Regions from separate parts of the Homo sapiens genome. Here region 1 is linked to region 2. A link is a contact called in ENCODE Hi-C or POLR2A ChIA-PET data. All regions are on one chromosome and are shown on one strand. Each heading gives the region's core, a stretch centred on a gene start or an enhancer-like site at or near the end of the contact. The rest is flanking DNA. Distances are from core to core; before and after follow the strand shown.

The links. Hi-C counts contacts between places; a loop is a spot of excess contacts on that map. ChIA-PET counts read pairs that join two places held with the same protein, here RNA polymerase II (POLR2A). Pooled maps may share reads with other maps.
Region 1: a pooled map shows a loop between it and region 2 (5-fold over the local background). The contact joins the promoter of NCKIPSD here to the enhancer-like site in region 2. A Hi-C loop is called at or near these places in 6 of 50 pooled maps. POLR2A ChIA-PET finds 5 or more read pairs at or near these places in 3 of 52 experiments (H1, WTC11 and naive thymus-derived CD4-positive, alpha-beta T cell).

The regions. Positions count from the first base shown.
Region 1 is chr3:48,683,120-48,687,320 of GRCh38, reverse strand. NCKIPSD (NCK interacting protein with SH3 domain) reads left to right here and starts at 1,406. Exons shown (of 13, transcript NM_016453.4): 1 at 1,406-1,684. The coding sequence starts at 1,514. RefSeq lists enhancers at 899-968, 563-1,294 and silencers at 1,491-1,785, 1,179-1,898.
Region 2 is chr3:48,810,654-48,814,697 of GRCh38, reverse strand. The region is part of intron 1 of PRKAR2A (protein kinase cAMP-dependent type II regulatory subunit alpha); the gene reads left to right. Among named protein-coding and RNA genes, the nearest start is that of PRKAR2A, 35 kb to the left of the region's middle. Within about 2 kb of position 1,879, at least 6 of the 41 ENCODE cell types and tissues checked have a DNase peak (open chromatin) inside an H3K27ac peak, as active enhancers do.

The DNA of each region.
Region 1 (4,201 bases), core at 157-2,656, 130 kb after region 2:
GAACTGAAGAGCCAGACCTGGTGCAGAGAAGGCAGGGTCTGGATGTCAGTTTCTAGCAGTTCTACCCCTCACCTGAACCTCACACTAGGCCTATGTACTTTAGGCCTAAAAATAGGCAACTGGGTCAGACAGACACCCATAATCCCAACACTGGGAGGACTGCTTGAGTCCGGGAATTTGAGACTAGCCAGAGCAACATAGCAAGACCTTGTCTCTACTAAAAAAAAAAAAAAAAAAAAAAAAAAAAAAAGCTGAGTGTGGTGGTGCATGCCTGTAGTCCCAGAGACAGTAGGCTTGAGCCTGGAAGATCAAGGCTGCAATGAGCTTGATCATCCCACTGCACTCCAGCCTGGACGACAGAGCAAGACCCTGTCTCAAAAAATAAATACAGATAAAAATAGAAAACTTGCACACACTGGCCTGTACACGCCTCCTGCTTCCTGGGCTCGGGCTTCCTGTGGAGCGTAGCTGGACCATTCTCAGCCACAGTCTCTCCAGGACCCTGAGGGCCTCTTCCCTGGGTCTTCCAGGCACTCTTATTACACGGATTTCATATATCTGGAGATCTGGGCTGACTGGAAAGCTGGGTGGATCAAATAGGCTCTTAAGGCCACCGTGGTACCCCACTCCCTCTTTCAGCCCTCCTCTATGCTCTCAGAAAGGGGCATCGCAAATCTTAAGTCCTATAAAGACAATAAAACACAGCAAGATGATAGCGATTGATGGGGGTGGGAGCTTGACGGACAAATACTATAGGAGAGGGAAGGGAAAATTGTCCCAGGTAGAGGGAACAGAATATGCAAAGGCCCAATATAGAGAAAACCAGCCATAGCTGAAGAGAGAGGAGGAGTAGGGGTGGGGAGCAAAGATGGGAGGGCTTTAGACAGGGAATAGCCCCGCCTGGTTTCTGCTTTTGTGGCCCCCTTCTCCCCACACTTGCTCCCCACTGGCCACCACCGGCACTCGGTGAAGACAGGTGGTGAGGCCTAGACACACCGAGAGCCGGGCCCCGCGGGGGCTTCCAAGTGTCGGATCAGCAAGATCATCCTTTCGAGGTCGCCGTCCTTGCAATTAGTAGATGGGACCCACTGCCCCAGGGCGGTAGGGGCGCACCCGCTACGAGCGGAGCGCGCTTTCACCGGGAGGTAGGACGGGACGCAGCGCTCGGACTTAAGCGGGGAAAGGGAGCAGAGGGCTGGACGGGTGAAACTGAGGCCGGGGTGAGGAGTGAGGGTGCGGTGTCCGGGGATGAGGGGCCTGGAGCCGGGAGGGACCAGAGGAGACAGCGAGCTGTCGACCCCAGCCCCGCCGCACCTCTTGGGGCCGCGCGGGGGCGCTGCTCTCCGATGCGTGGAACGATACAGCCCGGGGCGGGGCTTCGGCGGGCGGGCGCGCGCGCGCCTGCGTAGTGTGTCACGGGGCGGGACAACCGCGGCGCGGCTCGGCGCTCCCGGCCTGGCGTTGTGGCGCCGCAGCCCTTGCCACCTTCCCTGCACCTGCCCTGCCCGGCCTCATGTACCGCGCGCTGTACGCGTTCCGCTCGGCGGAGCCCAACGCGCTGGCGTTCGCCGCGGGCGAGACCTTCCTGGTGCTAGAGCGAAGCAGCGCGCACTGGTGGCTGGCCGCGCGGGCGCGCAGTGGTGAGACGGGCTACGTGCCGCCAGCCTACCTGCGCCGCCTGCAGGTGAGTGCGCCCCTTCCCGCCCGGCCTCCGCGCCCCTGGGGCAGGACCCCTTCACAGCCCCGCGGAACCGACCCAGGGACCCCACCCTCTCCGGGACCCGAGGCCAGGACCTCTATCAGACAGGGAGTTTGAGAACCTGACCCTGAGACCCCCGGACCCACGGGGACTGAGACCCCAAGTGTCAGCATCACCCACAAAAGACCAGGCCCTTGACAGACCAACTCCCGATCGACCAAAAGCCTAACTCTGGGACTGAGACTCCTCAGGACCCCAGACCCTTCAGTATCGAGTCCGCCATCTGAATGGCGACCCTGAGCCCCACCGAATCCTGGCCAATTATTCAAATCCCTGAGACCCCAGATCCTTAATATGCCCCTTCTCTGGATTCCTAGGACCCCACAACCAACCTCCCTCCCTCCCTCCCTCCCTCCCTCCCTCCCTCCCTTCCTTCTTCCCCCAACCCCGCGCCTTGCCCCCCGTTGGAGCCACCACTGAGACCTGGACCACCTTGGACACCACCTGTTTCCCTAGCCATTCTCCAGGTCCTCAACCCCCCAACTTGGACCCTAGAGCCATAGACACCTCCATCCCCTATGTAACACCCAAGCTTTGGTACTTCAGTGTCTTTCACTAGCCTGTGTTCAGCCACCCTCTAAGCTCTTCTTAAGTCTCTACCAACCTTATTTGAACCAAGGACCCATGCCCCTGCTGACACTGTCTGCTCCACTCCCCAACCCTGACTTCTCAAACTTTCTTGCTTTGAAAATGGGTTCCATCCCTACTTGTTCCCAGCCTGGAGTGGGGACTGCTCACATTGTGATGAAGTGAGTTCTTATAGCTTCTCCTGGTCTGATCGTGGCCCCATTTCCTTCCAGTGGAAGCTGCAGTCCCAGTTCCTGTTTCCCTAAGAGTAGCCCTGCTGCGGGGGTTGGGGTGCGTATCTCCAGCTGGTCTATTCTGACCACAGGGGGAAGAAGGGCCCAGAGCTGCCGGGCCTGTGCCAGACACCCCCGCCCCGTCCTAGTCCTTATCCTTTAGGAAACATCCTGTCCCAGCCCAGTTCAGGACAGAAATAACGGGATAAATTTGGAAGTGTCATCTGGTCTTACCAGGAAGGATGGGCCCTGGGGGCCTAGGGGCTTCCTCATAGACCCTTGGCGTGATCCCATCTAGGAGTGCCAGGGGTGGGAGTGGGGGCCGTGGACACCATGGCTGCTGTGTGTCAGACCCAACCTTTTTGGGAATGGGGTCTCATTGAAGGCCTCTGAGGAAAAGTCCTGTCTCTTCCCCTACTGGGCATAGGTCAAGGGCCTGTGAGTCCCCTGCCGCCAGCCAGGACCAGTGGGGCAAGGTGTTTGGGGAGGGCAGAGAGGCTACCATCTTCTCTGTCACTGTCTGTTTCTTTCTGCGTGTCTCTTTCTGTCTGGATTGCTGCGACTCTGTGCCTCTCTGCCTGTGTCGTTCCGACTCCACATGTGTGTGTTTTTGTTTCTTCCTCCGGCTCCCCCCACACTCTGGCTTTGGCTCTGTTTCTTTCTGCGTTGTTTCCCTCTGTCTGCCTCTCCGTTCCTCTCTGAGCTCCTCTCTTTCCCCATTCCTTTCTTTCTCTCTCTCTCTGTGTGTGTGTGTGTGTGTGTGTGTGTGTGTGTGTGTGTGTCTTCATGTCTTTCTATCCCCCTGTCTCCTCTCCCTGCACTCTGGCACACCTCATACCACCTGGAGGGCTTTGCTGACCTCTGTGCCCACCTGTCTGTGCCCATCAGGGAAGCTTCTCAAACCCATGGTGGAATGAGTTCATCTCAGCTCCGGGACTCCTATGTAGCCTGATGGACTACGTGTGCCAGGGCCAGGGGAGGGCTGGGGGTAGCTGGTTTGATAGCTGCTACCCTACACTCCCCATGTCAGATAGGCAGAGTAGACTGGATCCCTGGAATGTTGGGGATGGCAGTACAGAGCCTGGAACAGGGGCTAGGCCCCTCTCTCATGTTTATCCTTTGCCACAAACACAGAACTGCTTCCCAGGGTGGGTTTGGAAGCTTACTGAGACATCTTGTGGGGATGAGGGCCAGCAGCAGGGTTGGGGAGGGCAAGTCCCTTTGACCCATTCTCAGCTCCCAGGGCTTACAGAGGGCCCTTACAAGGACAGGGCTGTTCTGGGGTATGACCTTGGTTTTGTGAAAGATCAGCAAGATGCAGAGTGATGTATTAAGGATTCCAGATACTGGAGACTTCCTGTTTGGCATCTCAACCTGGGCTCTGAGCCAAGACCAGGGATAGACGAGGTATGCGCTCCTGGCTGCAAGCTGGGAGCCCCTGGGCTATGTTTTTGCTTTAGACCTCTGATTTTCAGAAACATCTTAGCCAAGAGCCTTGCTGTGGGGTAAAATCCTGATCAGGACCTAATATGTAATGTGGCAGCATGGGGGTCACCCTGTGCCTCAGCTCCCTGAGTGATACAGTTTGAGAACCCCATTCCATATTCTGGTTCAACTTTTTGTGCTATGTCTAGCATTCCAG
Region 2 (4,044 bases), core at 630-3,129:
TGTTTTCAATTTGTAGCAATGATTTTCTACTCTGGTGCATGTCAGACTCATGGAACTTTCTGGAAATACAAATGGAACAAGGCATTACAGAATGTTTAAAATCAGCAAAATGGCCAAACTTAGATCAAGATTCAAAAAATATTTTTCTTAAAATGTTGAAAACCTGTTAACTTTCTGTGTGGATAGAAAGGATTGTTAAAGTCAGTTGAATATCCCACTCAGTGACCCTTCTCTGTTAACGTTAATAACTTTCCTCCTTGATTATTTATTTTTTGTTTTGAGATGGAGTCTCACTCTTGTTGCCCAGGCTGGAGTGCAGTGGCAAAATCTTGGCTCACTGAAACCTCCACCTCCGTGGTTCAAGCAATTCTCTTGCCTCAGCCTCCTGAGTAGGTGGGATTACATGTGCAAGCCACCACGCCAGGCTAATTTTTTTTTTTTTAATCTTTTTGAGACGGATTCTCGCTCTGTCGCCAGACTGGAGTGCAGTGGCACTATCTCAGCTCACTGCAACCTGTGCCTCCTGGGTTCAAGTGATTTTCCTGCCTCAGCCTCCTGAGTAGCTGGGACCACAGGCGCGAGACACCACGCCTAGCTAATATTTGTATTTTTAGTAGGGACAGGGTTTCACCATGTTGGCCAGTATGGTCTCCATCTCTTGACCTCGTGACCCACCCACCTCGGCCTCTTAAAGTGCTGGGATTACACTGCGCCTGGCCCTAATTTTTGTATTTTTAGTAGAGGTGGGGTTTCGCCATGTTGGCCAGGTTGGTCTTGAACTCCTGACCTCAGGTGATCCACCCGCCTTGGCCTCCTAAAGTACTGGAATTACAGGTGTGAGCCAACACATCCTGGCCCCACTTTCCTCCTTTATCTTATCTGGCTTTACTTAGGATCTTTAACATGGCTCATAGCAGCTACCTAAATTATATAAAATTTTCTGGAGACAGTAGACAGCTTTTAGCGTTTTTGTTTTGTTTTGTTTTGTTTTGTTTTGTTTTTTTGAGATGGAGTCTCGCTCTGTTGCCCAGGCTGGAGTGCAGTGGCACAATCTCGGCTCACTGCAACCTCCGCCTCCCGGGTTCAAGTGATTCTTCTGCCTCAGCATCCCAAGTAGCTAAGACTACAGGTGCGTGCCACCACGCCTGGCTAATTTTTTGTATTTTTAGTAGAGACAGGGTTTCACTGTGTTAGCCAGGATGATCTCAATCTCCTGACCTCGTGATCCGCCGCCTCGGCCTCCCAAAATGCTGGGATTACAGGCGTGAGCCACCATGTCCAGCCTTTTTTTTAAAGAGACAGGATCTTACTCTGTAGCCCAGGCTGTAATGCAGTGGCTTGATGATAGCTCACTGAAACCTCGAACTCCTGGATTCCAGCAATCCTCCTGCCTCAGCCTCCCAAATATCTAGGACTACACGTGCATACCATCCTGCCAGCTAATTTTTTTTTTTTTTTTTTTTTTGGTAGAGATAGGGTCTTGCCACCTTGCCCAGGTTGGTCTCGAACCCTTGGTCTCAGCAGTCCTCTTGCTGGGATTACAGGTGTGAGCCCCTATGCCCGGCGGACAACTTCATTATACCCAAGGAAGAATTAAGGCTCTCTTGCCCAAATTTCTATGCAAATGGACTTTTGTCTTCTGTATCCAGAAACTAGAAGAGGTACCTCCTATTCTTTTCCAGTCAGAATTATTTGCCTCTTATCTTTAGTTCTTTGTGCTTCAATATGTACGGAGCATTATGTCTAATTTGACCATGTGACTAACACAAGTTTAGAGAAGCTTTTGCTGTCTGTAGAACACAGTTGTGTTTACAAAGTTCTCAGAGTTTAAAAAATCCACGTGTATTTCAGAACTAAATTTTTTCAAGTTTAATTAGAACATAAGGTATCAAATAAAGTAGTAAAAGTTTTTTCTGGCCAGGCGCAGTGGCTCACGCCTTGTAATCCCAGCACTTTGGGAGGCCAAAGCGGGCGGATCACAAGGTCAGGAGATTGAGACCATCCTGGCTAACACGGTGAAACCCCGTCTCTACTAAAAACACAAAAAATTAGCCAGGCGTGGTGGCAGGCGCCTGTAGTCCCAGCTACTCAGGAGGCTGACGCAGGAGAATGGCGTGAACCTGGGAGGCGGAGCTTGCAGTGAGCCAAGATTGTGCCACTGCACTCCAGCCTGGGCGACAGAGTGAGAGTCTCGAAAAAAAAAAAAAAAAGCTTTTTCTGCTCAAAGTTGCCTGTAACACCAAATGAATAAAGGATGTGGTAAATTATTTTCTTCCTGTTACTACACCTCAGAACCTACTGCGTCATTGCTGCATTGTGTTATAGGATGTGCTTTTTTATTGTTAGTCACAATTAGATTATAAGTTCCATGAGGACAGATGGTTTGTTTTGCTCCCTCCCTAATCTCAATGTCTAGCATATAGTAAATATTTACTAAATGAATGAAAAATGTCCTAGTTTTTTCCTGCTTATTTCTGCATCTCTTTGTTTCTTTTCCTTCCTATTTTCGTTGTACTTAAAATTTACATGACTCATGTTGAAGGACTTTCAATAGTTTTTTTTTTCAGAGCTTTATTGAGATATAATTTATATATCATGAAATTCACCCATTTTAAGTGTACAATTTATTTTTAGTAAACTTACAGACTTGTACAGCTATCACCACACTTTGAGAACATTTTTCACCCCCAAAAGTTCCCTCTTTTGTGTCTATTTGCAGTCACTCCCCATTCCCCCTGCAGCCCCAGCCTACCGCTCATCTACTTTGTGTTTTTCTGGTTTTAACTTCTCTGGGAATTTTACATAAATGGAATCATTCAATATGTGGTCTTTTTTGAGCCTGGCTTACTTTTTACTTTGCATAATGCCTTTTTTTTTAATTGAGGTGAAATTCGGATAACATATAATTAATCTTTTAAAGTGTATAATTTTGTGGCATTTAGCGCATTCACAATGTTATGCACCCACGGCAGCTCTCTAGTTGAAGAATCTTTTCATTCCCTCAGAAGAACAACCTGTACCCAATAAATAATCACTTTTCATTCTCCCCTCCTTTCATCTCCTGGCAACCATCAGTTGGCTCTATGGGTTAACTATTCTGGATATTGCATATAAAAGAAATCATACAATATGTGATTTTTTTGTGTCTGGCTGCTTTTATTTAAATGTTTTTGGGGTTCATCCAAGTTGCATATGTCAGTAATGATTCCTTTTTATGGCTGAAGACAGGGTCTTTTGCTCTGTCACCCAGGCTAGAGTGCAGTGCCATGATTGCAGTTCACTGCAACCTTGACCTCCCAGGCTCAAGCCATCCTCCCACCTCAGCATCTGAAGTAGCTGTGACAACAGGCATTAGCCGCTGTGCCTGGCTAATTAATTTTGTTTGTTTGTTTTTGTAGAGACGAGGTCTTATTATATTGCCCAGGCTGGTGATCATTCCATCTTGGCCTCCCAAAGCACTGGGATTACAGACATGAGCCACTACACCTGCCCCATTTTTTTTAATTTTTAAAGTTAAAATTAAGAGATAGTCTCCCTCTGTTGCGCAGGCTGAAGTGCAGTGGTACAATCATGGTTCATCACAGCCTCGACCTCCTGGGCTCAATGGATCCCCTACCCCAGCCCCCTGAGTAGCTGGGACTCAAGTGCATGCCACCTCGCCTGACTAATTTTTAAATTTTTTGTAAAGACACGGGGTCTTTCTATGTTGTGCGGGCTGGTCTCAAACTCCTGAGCTCAAATGATCCTCCTGCCTTGGCCTCCCAAAATGCTGAGATTATAAGCATGAGCCACTGCACCCGGCCCCTTGTCAATTCTTATAGGACCATTGCATTCATTTAAATGGCTACATAGAGGTTTGTACTATAACTGTACCAATATTCCCTTAATTTCTTTTTCTAGGCAATTTGTTTCTCCCTTTTGAATATTATATATGATAATATAATGATTATGGCGTTTGCATATACACATGTATGTACATATGCACATATACATATATATGTATTTACTGTCAGCCCTTTGTATCCGTGGGTACCACATCTGTGG